2 separate regions of the Homo sapiens genome follow, and region 1 is linked to region 2. Evidence: read pairs that join two places in POLR2A ChIA-PET (ENCODE). Cell type or tissue: A673. All regions are shown on one strand. Each heading gives the region's core, and the rest is flanking DNA. Links, peaks and the distances in the headings are about the cores only. Region 1 holds the start of P2RY6 (pyrimidinergic receptor P2Y6). Region 2 holds the start of MIR139 (microRNA 139).

What was found. ChIA-PET counts read pairs that join two places held together with the same protein. Peaks named below come from ENCODE experiments on the same cell type or tissue, not always from the same donor. Only the 100,000 strongest peaks of a DNase experiment are listed, where the experiment ranks them.
Region 1: POLR2A ChIA-PET joins it to region 2 with 10 read pairs; 2 of 35 experiments call an interaction of 5 or more read pairs at or near these places.

The regions. Positions count from the first base shown.
Region 1 is chr11:73,266,970-73,278,645 of GRCh38, forward strand. P2RY6 (pyrimidinergic receptor P2Y6) reads left to right here and starts at 5,369. Exons shown (of 3, transcript NM_001277204.2): 1 at 5,369-5,497. RefSeq lists enhancers at 3,021-3,814, 3,391-3,440, 3,815-4,607. In A673, for the core only: no CTCF peak of the experiment used is centred there; no DNase peak of the experiment used is centred there.
Region 2 is chr11:72,608,468-72,616,467 of GRCh38, forward strand. PDE2A (phosphodiesterase 2A) reads right to left here. Exons shown (of 31, transcript NM_002599.5): 3 at 195-284. MIR139 (microRNA 139) reads right to left here and starts at 6,663; the gene lies at 6,596-6,663. It overlaps LOC105369377 (a long non-coding RNA gene), which reads left to right. Exons shown (of 4, transcript XR_001748292.2): 2 at 5,625-5,835; 3 at 6,162-6,270. RefSeq lists an enhancer at 5,571-5,670. In A673, for the core only: CTCF peaks have their summits at 770 (motif pointing left) and 973; a DNase peak (open chromatin) is centred at 734.

The sequences.
Region 1 (11,676 bases), core at 2,250-10,249, 660 kb after region 2:
AAGTGATGCTGTCGTCACTTCTGGCCCTGATTTCCTTTAATCCCCAATTCTGGCTATAATTGTTTATAATTCCACACCCCTAGCCCTAAGAGTCTATAATTACTCAAACATTCTAGAAGTCTACAATTCGAACTCCAACTTTCTACACTCCAAAGCTGTAACATTCCCCAATTCTGGCTCCAATGTTGGAGGATTCTGGCCCTGGCTTTGGCAGTCTGACTCTTGTAAACTTATAAACTCCCAAGGAAGAGGTTACTTCAGCAGAATCATGTGAGAAGCCCCAGAAAAGGTCTCCTCCCTGCCTAAGCCAGCCTGGAGTAGAGGCAGGTGCCTGGTAAAATGGCCATATGCTCTCTGGGGTGGATGACAGTGAACCCAGAGGCCCCTCCTCATCAGAGCAGCAGAGTTGCTGGGAGTACCTCACAGCTCTCAGGGGACGGTGGCCCTAGAGCAGAGAAAGGTTCAGATCTTGGATTGTAGGCACCCCTCAGGATGAGGGAATTGTGGAGTCACTGGGCACCTTGCAAGGCCATCAAAAGGAAGGAGAGAGAGAACAAGAAATGGGGCTGAAGAGACCTCAAAGGCAAACCTCATTCTCTCTGAGAGACCTCAGGTTGTAGAAAAGACTCCTGTGGAGCCAGCAGGAGCAGCATCGTTGATGCACAGCCATGTCTGAACTCAGCATAGGCTGGGGGGTGGAGAGCTCCAAAATTCACAGTGATTAGCTTAAAACCTTGCCTTGAGCTGGCGACAAGCAGGACTGGTAGCTGACTGAGCAAGCTGGGGACAATCCTCCCATAGAAACCTTTGCCTACTTTCTGTGAGTATTCTGACCAGGACTTATGTGGGATGGCTGAAGAGGGTGAGCCAGACAAACCATCTGTGTTCTTGGGGAAACCTGTTAGCTTCTCTGGGAGGGGCAAAGGAAGGGCTTGGGCATCCAAGGACTCAGCTCTTCCTCTCCCATCTCTTTCCTGGTTATGAAAGCTCTTCACATGCAACTTGCTGCTGAGCTAAGCTAGAACACTATGTAAGCTGGCTGGAAGTGGGTCCATGCATGTGATGGTGCCTGCGTGCCTGCCGTGGGTGGTGTGTTCCCAAGTGTGGCAGGTGCCAGGGCACGTGTGCATATGTATGTGTGAACCTGTGTGAGTTATGTGGAGCTGTTTCCGGGGCTGGGTGTGCTGTGCATGCACCAGTGCAGAATTGCACCCACAGGCATGTGCTCCTTACAACTCTGTTAGGTCTCTGTGGCCTCTCTGTGGTTTCCTATGATGGAAGGCAAACAGCAGACCCCAGACTCTGGACAGTATGAGGGGCTCAGGCTGCAGAGAGGGAAAACCTCTGTGGCTCAGCAAGAAGGCCTAGCCCTGGCCAGACATGGTGGCTCACGTTTGTGATCCCAAAACTTTGGGAGGCTGAGGGAGGAGGATCGATTGAGACCAGGAGTTCGATACCAGCCTGTGCAAACTAGAAAGGCCCTGTCTCTACAAAAAAAAATACAAATTTAGCCAGGCGTAGTAGCTTATGCCTGTAGTGCCAACTACTTGGGAGGCTGAGGAGGATCATTTGAGCCCAGGAGGTCAAGGCTGTAGTGAGCTGTGTGTTTGCACCACTGCACTCCAGTCTGGGTGACAGAGTGAGACCCTGTCTGGAAAAAAAAGATGTCCAGTCTCCTCCTGTCCAAGGAGACCACCAACCATGCTTCCTGCAAGCTTGAAGTGGGCCAACTCTTTTTAGGATCTGATCTGAATCCCAGAGGGACCACATCTCCTCCCACGGACCAGGGCTAGGCAGCCTCCTGTTTCAGTCAAGAGGGCTGAAGGTGGTGTTTTCCCTCCTGACTCCTGGGAGCAGCAAGGGGCCAATGGGCGGTGGCCAGGGATGTGCACGAGACCATTCCTGCCTGCCAGGGGCCTCATTACAGGCTACAGAGACCCTTCTCAGCCCTTGACTCATGTGGATCGGAACAGCTCCATTCCACAGCTGAGAAAACCAAGGTTCAGGAAGGGGTGAGACCCACCCAAGGGAGTAGCCAGTACTGAACTGTGAGCCCAGCCCAGAGCCAGGAAGGAAGACACTAGGACTGAGCTAGCAGTGGCTGCCTGGCGGCAGGGCCTCGGGGGTAGGACGTGAAGGTCAGCCTGGCCAGCTAGTGGTGAGCATCACCCAGCAAGGGCATGTGGGGTGTAAACTGTAAAGCACCTGATTTATTGTAAAGGACCCAGGGGCTTCCTGCTGGTGACTGAGTGCAGGAGGGTGGCTGTGGAGGGGTCAGTGCCCACAGGCAACGGAGGGTCTAAGGGGCTTCAACCTTGGGCACTCCTCCCCTCCCCGTGAGGAGCCTACACCCTGGGCTGAGCTGGGAGAGCCTGCGCCTGAAAGTTAGCCCCTAAGGCTTCCTCCTCATCTTATGTAACTGCTTTTATTCCTGGGGAAAATCAAGAGCCTGGGAACCCCACAAATCTCCCGTGACATCTGGGACAGTTTGAAGATTATGATAAGGATTTCGGAGCCTGGGAAAATAAGGCCTGTGGACTAGGGGTTTGCGGGGCTCCCCAGGAGCAGCATGTGTGTGGAGCACATGCAGAGGCCCGGGCCTGGGCAAACAGGTATGTGAACAGGTGTACACACTCCAGAGCCACTCACAGAAACACACACACACATACTTAGGCACAATTCCAAACACCTGTGCCTTGTGAATGCATGCGCATCTTCCAGCACAGGTACACATGGCTGACAAGCCCCCAGGCAGACACTGTGCAACCAGCATTCATGTCCTCCCCCAGCCTGGGGGCCTGACTGGGGTTGGTGGCTCTCAAGGCTACCTCAGGGCTATGCCTCTGCCTCCCGGAACAAGCTTTCCCAGGCCTCCTTCCCAGCCTTGTCTCTTTCCCGTCTCTCCCCCCACACCTTCTTACCACAAGGACAGAGGAGGGGCCCTTCCTGTCAGCTGGCTGGGAGCAGAGGTGGCTTTGTCTTTTCGGAAGAACTGGTTCTGTGGAATTTGTGCTTATTTCCCATCAAGGATCAAGGACCTGCTCTGGGGCTACCTCAGGGCCCCACAGGATGAGGGGCTGGTTTTCAGATGAGTTTTCTGCTTGCCTGTCATCTGGATAGTGTCTAAAAATTTGCAAACTGCCTTCTTGTCAGTGTCTTGCTCATTCTTCATGACACTCCTGATATGTAAGTGCCTTCACTTCCTCTATTTGGCAGATGAGGGAGCTGAGGCCAGAGAGGGATGGGACTGCCTGGACTGCCTGAGGTCACACAGCAAGCTGAGGCAGGGTTGACCAAAACTCTCATGAGCTGGGGTTGCAAGGAAAATGCCTTCAGCTTCCTGGGGCTTGGGGTAGGAGAATTTGGCTGTCAGAGCCTGGAGGGTGGGGCAGGCTGGCACTACCAGGTGGGCCTGCCACAGAAACACCTCACACTCCTTTACCAGGAGCTGACGGGGGGCACAGCCAGCCCCTCACAGGCCAGCACTGTGCTGGGAGGCTCACCCCTGAACCTACCTTTGTGGACATGCCAAGAGAGGGCAGGAGAGGGAGCTCTGCCTTGCTGTGTGACCCAGGCAAGTCCCGACCCTCTCTGGGTCCAGCGCCCTCTCGCCTACTGGGATATTGGGATTGGGGATTGGTTGAGGGATGTGCTCCCTCTCTGGACCACAGAGGAAGCAGAGAGCTTCCCCAGGGCTGGGAGTGGGGCACAAGCTCGGGATGCTCCCTGCCAAAGCGTTGGTGGCCCTGAGTTGCTGCCTGTGCCCAGGGAGTCCCAGTCTTCGCACTAGCCTGCTGCTGAGATCCACTGAGGCAGAGCCTGGCACAGAGTGGGGGCTTGGGGCCTGGGGGAGGGTCTCCTCCAGGCTAGGTGGCTGGGAGAGGGTGATCTGGCAAATCTAGATGGGGCCTGTCCACCTGTCCGAGGCTGCAGCCCCCTAGCTCTCCGCCCCTTACCCTCCTTTATGTTTCTATATCGCTGCTCTTATCACTATCTGGCCTGCTATATATTTACTCATTAACCAAAAGAAACTAATCTCCCCTGCTAGACTACAGGTGTCTCAAGGGCAGGACTTTGTTTTTTGACCTCAAGTGCGTTGAACATTACCCGAACAGAGTAGGTGGCCAATAAGTACCTGTAAGAAAGAAGAGGAGGAGGAGGAAGCAGGAGAGTCATCTTACAGACGGGGAGGGCCCACCATGGGCCCAGGTAGAGCCGCCCGGGCTGCCTTCTCCTCATCAAGCCCAAGCTCAAGGATGGATTGGCGCTGGGGAGGGGAGGATTGCCTGGGGTCAGCCTTTCCCCCCCGGCATCACCCTCCATCTTCGGTGCTGTAGCAGGACGAGCCGCGGACAAAACCCTTCAGACACTGAGATAGTGAAGGGAGTGGCTTTAATCAGCTGGGAGCATCGGCAGGCTAGCATCTTAAAATCTGAGCTCGTCAGGTGCTCAACTTCTGTCCCTTTTAAGGGCTCACAGCTCTAAGGGGGTCCACGTGAGAGGGTCGTGATCAACTGAACAAGCCAGGGGGTACATGATAGGGACTGCGAGCACCGGTGGTCAGAGTGAAACAGAACAGAACGGGAGGTTTCACAATGTCCTTCCATACAATCTCTGGAATCTATAGATAACAACAGCTGCTAGGTCAGGGGTCGAATTTTAACTACCAGGCTTAGGTCAGGCAGGCCCAGGCCTGGTTTCGGGTCTGGTTCCTTGGTTTCGGGTCTGGTTCCTTGGTTTCAGGTCTGGTTTTTAGGCGCCGGGCTACCTGCCTTTAGTTTCGCTTCTCTTTCCTTTTCCGAGTATAAAACAGTATGAGAGGGTCTCTCTCCTCCCTCAGTGCCATCCTCATCCCTGGGTGGGAGTTGTCTGGATCCATAGGGTTGGAGCCACAGATAACAGAGCCATTAATCTCGGGGTCTCAGCCTCTCTTAACGGACCTTCCAGGCACTGCTGAGAAAACCAGGTTAATGGTTTCCTGCGGCAGCAATGAGCAGAAGCAGGGCCATCTCCAGACTCCAGAGAAGCCAGGAGAGGGCTGGGGTGATAATGGGGAGGAGGATAAAAAACAGCCACCCAATGCGTGCCTTCCCTGTGCCAGGCCCTTGTCCTGAAATGTTATCTCACTCCATCCTCCCAACAGTCCCTTGGGCTAAATTGGTGATGCTGCTTGTTTGAGTGAGCAAACAGAGGGTGAATGAAGTGACTTGCGGGCAGCTGGGTAGAGGATGAGTCAGCATTGGTGTAAAGGACTGGAGCTTCAGGGTTCTCGGGATTCGAGTCCTGGCCCTGCTGCTTGCCAGCTCTGTGCTGTGGCAAGTTACTTCCTCTCCCCAGGTCTCTCGGTTTCCTCATCTGCTGCCTCTCCAGACTTCTGCCAGAACATTGCACGCGACAGTTTCAGGCACAGAACTGACTGGCAGCAGGGGCTGCTCCACGAGTGGGAATTTGCTCCAGCACTTCACGGACTGCAAGCGAGGCACTTGCTAACTCTTGGGTGAGTTTTCTGGGTCCATGCCTGGAAGGGCTTGCGCCCCTCAGCTCCCCTAGGAGCTTCCTGAGTAACTGCAGTCCACTTGCAGCCACCGAGGCTCATCACAGGCAAGAGTGGCAGTAGGGCAGGCACTGGGGTCCTCCTCCTTCCTCCGCCTGGCTATGCCTGGAGCCTGCAGACTGCACAGCATGGAGGGACGAGGCACCGCAGGACGGGGTCAGTGGGGGCGGGGAGGAGATGGACACATTGGTGCTGCGCCGTGCCTTGCTGGAGAAGTGGAATAGCTCAGTCAGGATTCGGAGCCACAAAGGTCTTGGTTGGAGTGCAAATGGCTGGCAAGGGCACTTTTCCTCTCTGGGCCTCAATTTCTTACTCTCTAAAATGGGGGCAACCGTGGTCTCTCCCTGCGTATGTGAACACTGCTAAGTGTAGTATCTGGAGAGGGGTCCTCACGGAGGAGGCTGGGCCCTGCCCTCAGAGCTCCCCAGGAACTTTGGTTGAGGGAATGAGTAGGAAGGATTAGTGATCAAATAATTGTCCACAGAGGAGGCCCTTGGGAAGCCTCTCACCTCTGCCATTCCAGCTAAATCTTAAGACAGCCTGGAGCTGGCCCCGTGAGAGTGGTTTGGAAAAAAAAAAAAAAAAAGTCCCTGAGTCCAGGTGTGACTTGTTAAGGGTGAAAGGGCCTATCTGGGAGAGCTGGGTTAAAACTTTTCCAGAGTTTCTATTGCCATTCAGCTCTGCTGACACCGACACAGAGAAAACAGGCAGCCCAGCCCATGCGTTCAGCCCCGGCCTCTTGAAGATATTTGGGACTCTCATCTCTTGCCAGCTCTAGAATGGGTCATATTCAGGGAAACTCTCCACCCCTCAGTATCAATGAGATGAAAAATGAGAAGGCCCTTTGCAAACTATAAAGTGTTGTGCCCCAGAAGGTGCATCTGTGTGTGTGCCAAGCCCCTGGGTGTGTACGTGAGAGTGAGAATGCCCAGCTTCCAGTGTATGTGTGTGTGTGTGACTGGCTGGGTGGGTGGAACTCTACACTCCCCTCGACTCCCTGTGTGGCTGGGACTCTTCTAAAATTCTTACAATCTTTTTTTGCATTTCCTCACTGTTTGTCAGTTTATCAGAAAGGGAGGGGGCCATGGTCCAGAAACCTGGAAATCGTTTCTGAGCCTGCCGACTCTTCTCTCCTGCCCTTGCCTTATCCTGTGGCTGTCTCTGGAGACCTGACTGCCGGGAGCTCCCAGCATGGCCTGTTCTGCCAGAAGCTTGCCTGGCTTCTCTGTGCAGCCCATCCACCACCTGTTTTTCCATCTGTGGCTATGCACTGGCTGTTTTCACACCACTGTCCCACTGACGCTTTTTATTTTGGGATTTTTATTTTTTTTAAGATAGAGTCTTGCTCTGTCACCCAGGTTGGAGTACAGTGGCACTGTCATTGCTTACTGTAACCTTGAACTCCTGGGCTTAAGCAATCCTCCTGCCTCAACCTAAAAGTAGCTGGGACTACAGGCATGTATCACAATGTTCAACTAATTTTTAAAAATATTTTGTAGAGATGGGGTTTTGCTATGTTGCCCAGGCTGGTCTCAAACTGCTGGCCTCAAGTGCCACTGACTCTTTATAACATCCCAATGCCCTCCAGAGATGGTATTTACTGTTCCCATTTTACAGGAGAAGAAATGGAGGCTTGTTGAAGGGAAATGGCTCTCCCAGAGTTATCCAACCAACTAGCGGCAGTGCTAGGGTTTCAATTCTTACCTAACTCCAAAAACTTTATTAACTGTTGTGGCTTACCTAGTAGGTGTGTGTTGGCTCTTTGGCTGAATGAATAAATAAATGAAATAACGTGAATAAATCATTCCGTCAAAATTGAGCTGAAAGAGAAAGTTAAGCAATAATAGCAAGGTCTGTCATTGACTGAGCAACTACAATGTGTCAAGTGTTTTACACAAAAATGAAAGCATCAGGAGGCTGAGGCAGGAGAATCATTTGAACCCAGGAGGCAGAGGTTGCAGTGAGCTGAGATCATACCACTGCACTCCAGCCTGGGTGACAAGAGCGAGACTGTCTCAAAAAAAAAAAAAAAGAAAGAAAGAAAGAAAAGAAAAAGAAAAAGAAAGCAGTCAGAATTATTGTTATTCCTATTTTGCAGCAGAGGAAGCTAAGGCTCAGAGAAATTAAAGGATCCTGTCCAATGTGGGAGCTGGGACTATAATTTGTCAGTGTCCAGGCCCCAGAGCTCTGAACCTAGCTTTCCTGGTTCCTTAGTGTTAGAGTGAGTCGGCAGAACCTGGCAACAGGTGCCCATTACAGCAGAGGACCCGGGGCCTGTCGAGACTCTCAGGAAGCTGGGTGCAACAGCCCACCCTGCCCCCTCCTGCCTTGGGACCATTTCCCCATTTGTCTCTGAAATAGGTTTCTATTTCAGGCTGGGGTGGGGATCCGGCAGCCCAGGCTCTGGCTCTCCCTCTGTGACTGTTGGCTTGTCCAGTTAGGGCCAATGCCCCGGCATGGGGTGATATATTGCTGCTTCCCCTGTCCCAGGGCTGGCCCTGTCATTAATAGCTCCATGGGAGGGCAGGGTCTGAGCAAGACGCAGTCATTTGGTCTACGGAGATGGCGTAGGCTGGGTCAGTGGCTTCTGTGCCCAGCCCTGTGTGGATTCCAGGGACCCAGGGGCTAGTGGGTCCAGCTCTCCCCTTAGGAACTCAGGGGCTGGGTACTGAGCTCCAGGAAGACGAACTCTGCAGTAGCTGAGACAGAGCCTGGCATCCTGACTCCCAGGGCAGTGCCGGTTTTCATGGCCTGGGACGGAGTGGTGGCTGTCCTGTGGTACCAGGAGGCAGATCTCAACTCAGAGTGAGGGATAACCTTGTTTCTATCATGCCAGAGGGATGGGAACCAGCCTTTCAAATCAGCCCACAGTTCCTGAGTGTCCTATCCCTTCTATTGAGGGACAGGGGCATGACAGGGACAGACCTGCACAGGAGAAGGAGAGCCCATTGTCTAAGGGAGGAGAAATTCCCTCAGGCAGCGGCTAATCTGATGGTTGAGGCAAGAGACAGACTTGGAAGTGCCAGAACCTGTCCTGCAGATTCACTAGTACTTGACAGCATGGTGCAGTCTCATTCCTCATGCCTTCGCATTGTGGCCCGCCACGCTCCTGAGAAGGACACACCTCCATAGCATGGAGAGGAAACAGAGGCACAGAGAGGCTAATGTTTGGCACAGAAATGCCTCTGTTGTAAGAAGTTGCTGGAGTAAAGCAGGTTATAGATTAAAAGCTAAACAGTCCCCAGCCTAGGTATCCTCCCAGGCTGGAAATCTCCCCTTCTGACTCTTGGATTCATTGGTGAGATTCATGGAGGACTTGCTTTGTGCCAGGCCCACTCAGGGGATTTATTATAGATTTATCTTATAATAACAGCAACACCAAGAGCGGTTAATACTATAACTCACATAGAATAAGTGGGGAAACTGAGACTCAGAGAGTTAAATAACTTGCTTGAGGTCATATAACTAGTAGATGCAGAGGGGATCAAACCTAGGACTATCTGTCCCCGAAACTCATGACTCTCCCACTCCGTGGGGTACTTGTTCCACAAGATGTCAGGCCTCAGAGCATACCATTAAATGGTAAAATATGAATGACAACATAAGAAAAGGAGCAATTAGGGAAATGCAAATCAAAACCACAATATGATACCACTTTACACCCATTAAAATGGCTACAATGAAAAAGACAGACAATAACAAGTGTTGCCGAGGATGTGAAGAAATTGGAAATCTCATACACTGCTAGTGAGAATGAAAAAGTATACAGCCATTTTGGAGTGCAGTTAGGCAGCACCTCAAAAGTTTAAACATAGAGTTACCATATGACCCCCTGGTTCCATTCAAAGGTGTATACGCAAGGAAATTTAAAACACAAAAACTTCTACACAAATGTTCACAACAGCATTATTCATAATAGCCAAAAAGTGGGAATAACCCAAAATGCCATCAGTGGATGAACAGATAAACAATTATGTGGCTTATCCATATAATGGAATATTATTCAGCCATAAAAATGAAATTTTTATTTATGCTACAACACGGATGAACCCTGAAGACACGCTGAGTAAAATAAGTCAGACACAAAATGATACATATTGTATGATTCAATTTGCATAAAATGTCCAGAACAGGCAAATTCATAAATACAAAAAGGAGATTCGTAGTTTCCAGGAGGATGGGGATAAAAGGAATGGGGAGTAACTGCTATTGGGTACAGGATTTCTTTCTATGGTTATTAAAATGTTCTGAAATTGGATAGTGACGATGGTTGCACAATCTTGTGAATATGCTAAAAACCTCTGAATTGTCCACTTTGAAAGGCTGAATTTTATGGTATGTGAATTATGTCTTAATTTTGTTTAAATCCGGGAGCAGGAATATAGAAACTACATAGAAGCTTGAGATGAATGTTGGTCCTCAGGTAGGTGAAAGGGAAACTTCACTGTGAGTTTCCTGGCAGCTGGAGTGAAAAGGGAGAAGCAGCCTCCAAAATGAGGAAACCAACTCTTCAGGGGCTTAGGTCCAGGGCAAGATTCCTATAAACCCAAGTTGGCCCACTGCATCACTGCATCATAATGTCAGAAATACAGATTTTTTTTTTTTTTTGAGACACAGTTTCACTCTGTCGCCCAGGCTGAAGTGCAGTGGCACAATCTCAGCTCACTGCAACCTCTGCCTCCCAGGTTCAAGCGATTCTCCTGCCTCAGCCTCCCAAGTAGCTGGGATTACAGACATGCGCCACCACACCTGGCTAATTTTTGTATTTTTGGTAGAGACAGAGTTTCACCATGTTGGCCAGGCCAGTCTCAAACTCTGCCTCCCAAAGTGCTGGGATTACAGGCATGAGCTACTGGGCCCAGCTAGAAATACAGATTTTTATTTTCTCCCACCTGAGATTCCGATGCAAAAAGTATGAAGAAAGTGGGAAGGGCCTGTAATTTGACCACATTTCCAAGCCAATGAGTTGGCCTGCTACAGTTTCATAGATGCTGGCAGAAGACGCAAGACTTCTGGTTAAAGATAAAGAACTTTGTTCCTCACAATAGGATTAGCCCAAATATCAGCATTTGTCCCAATTCCTGCAGGACAATGCAAAGGGGGCCAGGTAATACCTTCACATGCAATGGCTTGCATGACAAGGTAAGGAACCTGGAGCTTAGGCAATCCGCATCTTTTATAAGGGGCAGCAAACCTACCTGAACTTTGCCCCAGAGGAAGACATCATATTTGTTATATTTGTTATACCAGACAGTCAATAAACCTGGTTTTGGCTCCAGAAGGGGACACTATCTCTATCTTTATCTTCCAAGGCTGTCTGCTCTACAGATATCCTCGAAAAGATCATCTGGAACAAAGGCAGTCTGTCTCTGCTCACAAGACTTGCAGAAATCTGAGTGGCCCTTGGAGAATTGTCTCCCAATACAGTAGATGTGCTGGTCAAGGCTGAGTTTTGTTTGTTTGTTTGTTTGTTTGTTGTTATTTTGTTTGTCTTTTATTATGATAAAATATACATAACAAAATGTATGATTTTAATCCTTTTTGATTGTACAATTCACTGGTACTAAGTATACGCACATTGTTGTGCAGCCATCACATCACCACCATGCATCTCCAGGACTGTTTTATTTATTTATTTATTTATTTATTTATTTATTTATTTATTTGAGATAGTGTCTTGCTCAGTCACCCAAGCTGGAGTGCAGTGGTGCGATCTCGGCTCATCGCAACCTCTGCCTTCCAGGTTCAAGTGATTCTTCTGCCTCAGCTGGGATTACAGGCACACACCACCACGGCCAGCTAATTTTTGTATTTTTAGTAGAGACGGAGTTTCACCATGTTGGTCAGGCTGGTCTCAAACTCCTGACCTCAGGTGATCTGCCCACCCGCCTAGGCCTCCCAAAATGCTGGGATTACAGGCATGAGCCACCGTGCCCAGCCCTCCAGGACTTTTTAAAGTCATCCACTGAAACTCTATGCCCATTAAATAATAACTCCCCATTCTCCCACCCTCTCAGCCCCTGGCAACCCCCACTCTACTTTCTGTCTCAATGAATTTGACTTTTCTAGGTACCTTATATAAGTGGAATCATACAGTATTTGTCCCTTTTGGACTGGCTTGT
Region 2 (8,000 bases), core at 1-8,000:
TGCTTAGCTTCAGGCTTCCTCCTCCAGAAAGCTGTCTCAGAACACCCATCCAGACCCTTCACTTCCCCATGAAAGTCCTCTGGGCAGGGACCCTGCCTCTTCCTTCCTCCTTGGCCCTGAGTGAGGTACAGCATAGAGCTGGTCAAAGGATTTGGGGGTGGGGTGGGAAGCGTGGGGCAAGGGCGGGCACCTACCACTCGGGGGAGCACAGCTGACAGGGCCTCCTTGACAGCACGTTGCAGGCCTGAAATGTCGATGACAGAGCCCAGACTCAGCAAGGCGTCCTGGAAGAGAGGAGAGGGCAGTGAGAGGCTTTGCCAGGCAGGCCAGGGCAGCCCCATCTGCCCAAAGGACTGTGAGCAAAACCCCCCAGCTTAGTCCAGAGCCCGAGTCTTTCAGGCACAGGAATCCCAGGATCTTAGGATCTCAAAATCAAACAGTCTTAAGGCCACAGAATGTCCAAGTACCCTCATCTTACAGGTGGGGAAACTGAGGCGCAGAGAAGGGCCAGGGACTTAGCAAAGGCCTCATAGTGAGTCAACAGGTCAAGCCTGGCCTAGACCCCAGGTCTCTTGTTCTCTAGTCGAGGACAATTCTGGCACAGTAGGGAAACCACAAGGCTCCAAATTAAAACAAAACAAGCAAACAAAAAAACACCCAAATTTGAATCCTAGCTCCGCTGTGTATGAGCAGTGAGTGTCTTGGTTCAGTCACTGAGCCTCAGTCTCCTATCTGTAAGTTGGAAGCAGCTGGGGCTATTGCCCCCTACAGGCTGACATGAAGATAAAATGAAATTGAGCCCTTAAAAATGAAAATAAAAATCAGAGTCCTAAAAGTGCCTCACAGAATGCCCAACACAGAGTAGATGCTCAGCTGAATATTCGCTGAAGCTGGGTCCCGCTCACTTTCCCCAGAAGGAAGGTGGTCTCACCTAGTCTCATTTTCCAGCCTAGTGAGGGGCTGGGTTGAGAGTAGCAAGAGCCTATGGGGTGCATAACCCATAAGGTGGGAGAACAGCTGGGCCACCCCTGGCAACTATAGGAGGAGAAGGAGACGTCAGCCTTGACTGTCTCACAGCCTTCCCATCCCAGGAACAGAACTCGTCCTTGCAGAGCCGGAACGGAGACAAAAGTCCCTGCTTCTCGCTCTATTAACTTGGCCAGAGCCATGGGGATCAAAGAGAAAGGTAACAGAACAAAGGAAACGAGGGCCAAGGCAAGATCGTGACTCATACCAGCCACCAGCCATGCCCTCCCGCAAGCCCTTGGAAGTCCTTTCAGATGTCTTCCCAGTGGAAGGTTGGGTCTGTGTTCAGAAAGCAAAGTGATTAACTGCAAGATGAAGGAGACATGGCTGGGTCCCCATTCATGTGAACATGATATGAGGTTGAGGGTCTTAAAAGACCACAGTTCAGCATGAGCCCACAGTGTAAGCATGACTGGCAAGAAATAAAAATGCTCAAATTGCAGGCCATATTAATAGAGGTCTGTTAACCCAATTGGGAAGATGACAGTTCCCCCACTTTTATAGTCTAGTTAGACCATCCCCTGTTCATTGTGTCCCAGGGGCTGACAAGATGACACTCATCCAGAGGAGGCGACCTATGAAACGAGGGAATTGGAAACCAAGTTTTGCATGTGACTAAGACTGGATAACCCAGGGATGCCTCATCTAAAGCAGAGGAGACCCAGGGTTATCAGTCTCCAACTCCAATCTCTCAGACCCTCCTAGATGGGGGATCTGAACTCTGTGGCCCCATGGACAGCCTGGGGACCCATAGGATTTCACAGGAGGCTGGCCTTGGTCTAGTGGGCTGAAGGACCTTCTTCCAGGTAGGGCCATGCTACAAAGGCATGCCACAGGTCACCAGGAGAGAGGGAGGAAGTGAGCTTCCCATCCTCAAGGGTGCACAAGAGTGGGCTGAATGCCTATTTGCCAGAAAGTTCCACGCTGGGCTCTCAATGAAGACTTGCATCCAGGCTTCAGCTCCAAATTTCACTCCTGGGTCTTCTTGGCTGCAGTTTCCTCCCCTTCCCCCACCCAATCCAGTGTTCCCAGGAGGAGGGCAGTAGTGGGCCTTCTCCCCAGATGCTTACTCAGCATCGCTTTCCCCAACCCCCAGGCTTCCTTGGTCCCTCCCACTGCTCAAGGATGAAGACACATATCTTGGTCATGGGAAGATGTCTACCCTCAGACATCAGAAGCTACTGATTCCAGACAACACAATACCCAAATTGGATCACTTGTCTTTTGACCCTTAGGCACTCCTCATCACAGCACAGACAACTTCAGCACCACACAGCCACAGATCCCACGTCCTCGCAGACATCCCAGCAGGCCTTCAGACACCATCCATGTGCGCACACACACACACGTTCTCACTGGTACAGTTCCTTAAAGATTCACAGGGCAAGAGCTCGAGTGATACCTGTGCACAATACACGCAGGCTATTATGGCCTTCCAAGGTCAATTCTGAAGACTAAAAAGGGGAGGAAGAGCTGATGCCCCCAGTACTCCCAAGATAAAGTCTTCCAGATGCACGCTCCCCAGACGGGGGCTCTAAAGACAGCACAGAAGGTGGTGTTGGTTTGTGTCTATTCCTTCTTGGAGGCAGAGGAGCCCACAAGCTGACTCCTGAGAGGCCCTGCCCTTGGTGGAGTCTGATGCATGTGATGTGGACTTGGGGAAGAGAGACCCAGGTGACGGAGTGAGCCTGATACAGGGGGAGAAATTCTTCAAAGCCACAGCCTTCAGAGAGCTAAGTCTCCCCATTTGACCGATGAGGAAGCTGAGGTTCAATGAGAAGCAATGATCAACCTGTGGTCAGACAGCCAGTCAGAGCAGAGCCAGGTCCAGAACCCAAACCTCTGGATCTCTAGCCCTGTCTGGTTCCTGCTCAGCACCCGATCCCCAGCTCCCACCCTAGGGTGCTCAGAAAGAACAGTCTGTCCTTTATTCTGATTGGTGGACTCCTCAACCTGCCCTTTGCTTCAATTGGGGAATGCCCTCAACTGTCCTTTACTGGAATTGGTGGGTGCCTGCCTGACCTTTGCTCTGATTGTTCAGTTTTCTGTGACTTTTCAGGCCAAGTGCAGGATAGTAGCAATAAGGAGAGCAGGAAAGGAAAGTTGGGGAGAGTTGGGGCAGCAGCAGGGAAGGGCTTCCCATCTGTGCTAGAGCGGACTGGATGGTAATGTGACTGATGAAGCCCAGGGCTCTTTGTGGGCATCCTTCTGTCAATCCACCTCCTGGTCCTGCCCAGCATGCCCCAGGAATGGAGGGTGTTGGGTGCAGGAACTGCAGCTGGGAAGGGCCACTTCAGATCTGGCACTCAAAGGGGCCTTCAAGGCTTGCTCAAATGCCATCTCCTCCATGAATCTTCCTCAGATCTCAAAGCAACTTCACCCCCATTGCACCAACTCAGGGGAGGAAATAGCTCAAATTGCAAAGCCCATGAGGTGTGGGCTCAGAGGGAAGAGTTGCTGCTTCAGTGAAGGAAGGAGAGAATCAGTGGGGAGCAGCTGCTAATGGGAAGCAGGGAGATTCCTGAATTGGAGGCACAGATGGGGAGCAAGGCTCAAGTCAGGGGGCTTCGATCTTAAAAGGAAGAGGAAAGGAAAAATACAGACACAGCTTTACCTGCTCACATGCCCATCTACACATGCCACACAAATACATATTGCTACGCACTCCTCTACTCATACGTATATGCACAGGCTCTCACACAAACACGCACACAGACAGATCAAAAGGCAATCATATATTCAATGCATATACAAGGTTGCACTTAGACATGCACATCACATCCACACACACACACACACACACACACACACACACACACACACACACAGAACTCAGGCTCGGGATGGGGTGAAGGAGGTCACATTTCCTGCCTTCACAGCTTTTTGGAACAAATATCAGTATAGATATCAGCATAAAAACCAGGCAATTTCCCAGACCACAGAGGAGAACTTGTGGTGTGTAGAAAAGAGCCGCAATTTCCAATCCTGTACCAGACTGACTACAGAAGTTCTGTGTGGCCTTACGCAACACCTTTCCTCTTCTGAGCCTCAGTTTTGTCATTACTAAAAAATGGATCTTTCTAGCTCTGCAGCATATAGTTCTATGGTTTAATTCAATGAGGCTGGATGGATGAGTGGGTAGGTGGATAGATGAATGGGTGCAGGATGGGTTGGGGGAGGGATGGTGGATGGATGGGTGGGTGGATGGTGGGTGGATAGGTAGATGGGTGGCTGGGTGGGTGGGTAGATGGATAGATGGAGCCTTTCTGCTCTCTCCAGCTCCACCTGCAGCTCTGTAGTCCAAGGTAAGGCCAGTCAGCACCACAGACAGCACCATTACCACGGACTTAGCTTTCATTCACCCCAGGTACCAAGAAAGGGGAGCCTGTTCTGAGTCAGGCCTCCTCTGAAGCCAGGGTTGGGGCTCAGCCGTGGGCTAGATCTGCATTTCTGCACTTATCTGGGGAGAGGAGAGGGTCTGGACTAAATTACTTCTAACTCGTTCTTAAAGCCTAAGATTCTATGAAACCAGAGACCTTGGTCTTATCCCCTTTGGAGCCACAAGCACAAGACCAACGCCCTTCCTGAGGGTTGGGGTCGCTGCCATAAGATCTTTCCTGTTTCATCTTCATGAGTCTCTATGCCTTTCCCCATCTCCACAGGTCCTCCTATGGCTCACCCCACTGCCTGGCACTGGCTCCATGCCTCCTTCTCTGGAAGGAAGCCTCACAGTGCCCCTCACACTGGCCTACAGGAAGGCAATAACATCAAACTCAAGAGTCAAGTACCTCCCAAGGTCCGGCTGTGCTCTTGGGACTGTCCGTTCACACTGATTCATGCAACTCTGCTTGTGTTAGGTCCTCTGTGAGGCCCTCCTCTCTCTCTGGGCCTTGGTGTCCCCTTCTGTAAAGGGAAGGGTCCTTCTAGATCCCCCAGGACCTCGGAGCCCTCTCATTCTCTGTCCATCATCCCTTCCCTTCCTTTCGGGTGGACCTCCCTGCCTTCCTCCCTGCCTCCCCCGGCCGACGTCCACCTCTGTCCCAGGCTGCACTCCTGTTCCTCTCCAGGAGTCTTGACGTCTTTTCCCACCTCCGCGTCCTCTCTTCCTCTCATAGCTTCTCCTCCCACTCTCCATCTCTCTCCTGCATACTTCCTGCCCCCACCTACTCCTGTGTCTCCAGCCCACTCCTCCCACAAACCTCCAAATAGTCACCTTGAGAACACTGGGAGAAAGCACCTAACTCAAGAGAAGCGCCCACAGAATGGGAAACCCAGGAAGGCAGCTAGAGGGGAAACAGGGGGTGCCAGGCAAGTGTCATCTACGCCTCTTTTGCTTCCTGCCTCCTGTTCCGGTGGGCAATATACACAGCCTCTTATCTTCCCAGAGGACAGGGCCCTTCAAGAGCACAGGAGAACGTATCGACCTCTGTGCCTAGCATGGGTCTGGCACTAGCAAGCACAGCCGCCCAGTCAGGGTGACTGGCAGAACTGCCCCAAAGGAGGCATCCTGTAGGCTCAGACCAGAGAAGCCCGCTTCAGCTGAGCCTCGGCCCCTGGCCTCAGCCCAGCACCCAAGCTGACTCTATGCCTCCTCGCAGCCTTACAGCACCCCCAGCCTGCAGAGTCAGAGACAAGAAAGCAGAACAAGGCGGTTCCTCCTCCTTCCTCCCCACACACCCACGCCTGCCACCTGGCCAAGGAGACGCCTCTCAAAGACACTGGTGCCTTGGATGTGCAAAGAGGAACTGCCTGTGAGTGCGAAGATCTTGCAGCCCCAGACTTCTCTCAATGAGGCTGAGCTGGATCAGGGTGAGGAGAATAGAGGAAAGAGGCTTGGCAACCCTTGGGAGGCTTAGTCTGAAGGAGGAGGCAAGACAGAGACCCAGAACGCAGCTGAACTAGCCCAACTGTCAGTGTCATGCTTGAGTGAGGCATCAGGCTTTGGGGAGGGGAAGGTACCTTTCCCAAGCACCTCCTGTGGCTAGAGGTTTCCACCAGCCGTTCCCCAATTTTCATGTGCACCAGAACCACCCAGAGTGCTTGTTAAAGTGCAGATTGCTGGCCCCACCCCCAGGGTTTCTGATACAGTAGGTCTGGGACGAGGTCCAAGAACTTGCGTTTCCAAACATTCCTAGATGACACTGATGCTGCTGGTCGGGGGACCACACCTCGAGACCCACTGACACTATCTTGGATCCTCCTACAAGCCCAAGAGGTGCCTGTTTGGGTCATCCCATTGTACAGGTGAAGAGGCTAAGGACTGGAGGGGAGGGGCCTTGCTCAGGTGAGAACAGCCAATGAGGGGACGCCCCAGGGAAGGTCCCAATGGAGGGGAGAGGCTGGGGGTGGAAGGACAGAGGGAGACTAGTGGTGGGGAGATATGGATAACAAGGCAGTATGGACGGGGCCACTCGCAGCGCAGGAGCCCAGTCTTAAAGGAGGGACCTGCCAGAGACCTTTCCTCCTCCCTCTTTCTCTTCCTCCCCTCCCTCCTCTACTTACCCCCTCCCGCTCCATGCCCCCATCCCTCCACCCTCCTGCCCACCCTTCGCAGACTCCGGCTTCAGTTGTTACTCCAACAGGGCCGCGTCTCCAGCCTCCGAGCCACACTGGAGACACGTGCACTGTAGAATACACCTGAGCCAGTCCCAGTGCCTCCCAAGGGTGTCCCCATCCACAGGAGCCTGACCCCACACTGTTGGCTCCTCCCTTCCAGCGCCCACAACCAGCTCCGCCCCGGCCTCTCGCCCTTCCCAAGCCAGTCCCAGCTTCTATTCCAGCTCCTGCCTCCTCCAAAATGACCTCCCGGTTGTCCCCCGCACCCTTGGATCCATCAGGAGCTAGGTTTGGGGGTGGATGAAGGAATGGGAAGAGGGAAAGAGCAGGAGAAGGCAGGCAAGAGTTGCCTGCACGATCAGTTCCCTGAGGGCCTGACTCACTGGAATCACCTCAGTCCCTCACCCAGAGTCTGGAGTCAGGAAAGGAGGGAACAGTCAGAGTGGGTAGAGGGAGGGAGGCAGGAGCTGAGTGTGGGGAGGGGGAGGATGGCCCTGCAAGGCAGACATCAGATCAAGCGGGGCAGAGCCAGCTCAGGTCTCCTCCCACCCCCTCCCACCTTCAGCTGCTTCATCTACAGGGAAGAACCGAGAGTGGTCCCATTTCTGCTGCCCACATTCTCCTGGACACCACAAACTTCCTCCCAAACACATCACAGCATCCCCCTCTCCATGCCATCACAGTCATCCTGGTCACCTGGCATTCTAGCTATCCTTGTCCTCTGGCCTGGGGCCCACGAGGCAGCTCGCGGCAGTCACAAGGAGGCAGATTTGGGCACACTGTGAATCAGAGTCGCGCCACAAAAGAGAGCCTGAGCAGGATGGATGAGGGGGCTCCTAGTCCCCAAGGGTGTGCAAGCAAGGGCCAAGGCCCTGCCACCAGGGAGCCTGTGCCCTGAGAAAGGCCCCTGGTGAGGTGGCAGGCCTCCAGCTCTGAGTTTGGTGACCCTGAATGTCTGTACACCCTCCTCAGCCTCACCCCCTCAGGGTGGGTTGGGAGCTGAGCAAAGCAAGTCCAGGAGCCTCCAAGAGGCAGGCATGGTGGCTCAAGCAGGAGAGGAGGAGGACGCTGAGTGTCCCGCTGGGTCAGTGTCAGAAGAGAGTTTACATCCCTCAGGAAATGATGGCCAAAGGAATAATTGAATGGGTGGATGGATGAATGACGAATGAATGAATGGAGTGATCTCCCTTCTCTGGATCCCCTCCAGGGAGAGTCTGTTGTTGTTCTCTCTCCAGGCAAGTCTGACCCTCCCACCTGGGGCTCCCACTGCCCCCCTTTCCCCCACCATGGCATGCACTGTGTGCATCAATGCAGTGCCACCCTTTCCCGTCTGGCTCCCACAACAGACTGGGAGCTTTTGGAGGGCAGAGATTGTGTCCTGCCCCTCTCCAGGTCTCCAGCATTACCCAGCCCCTCAT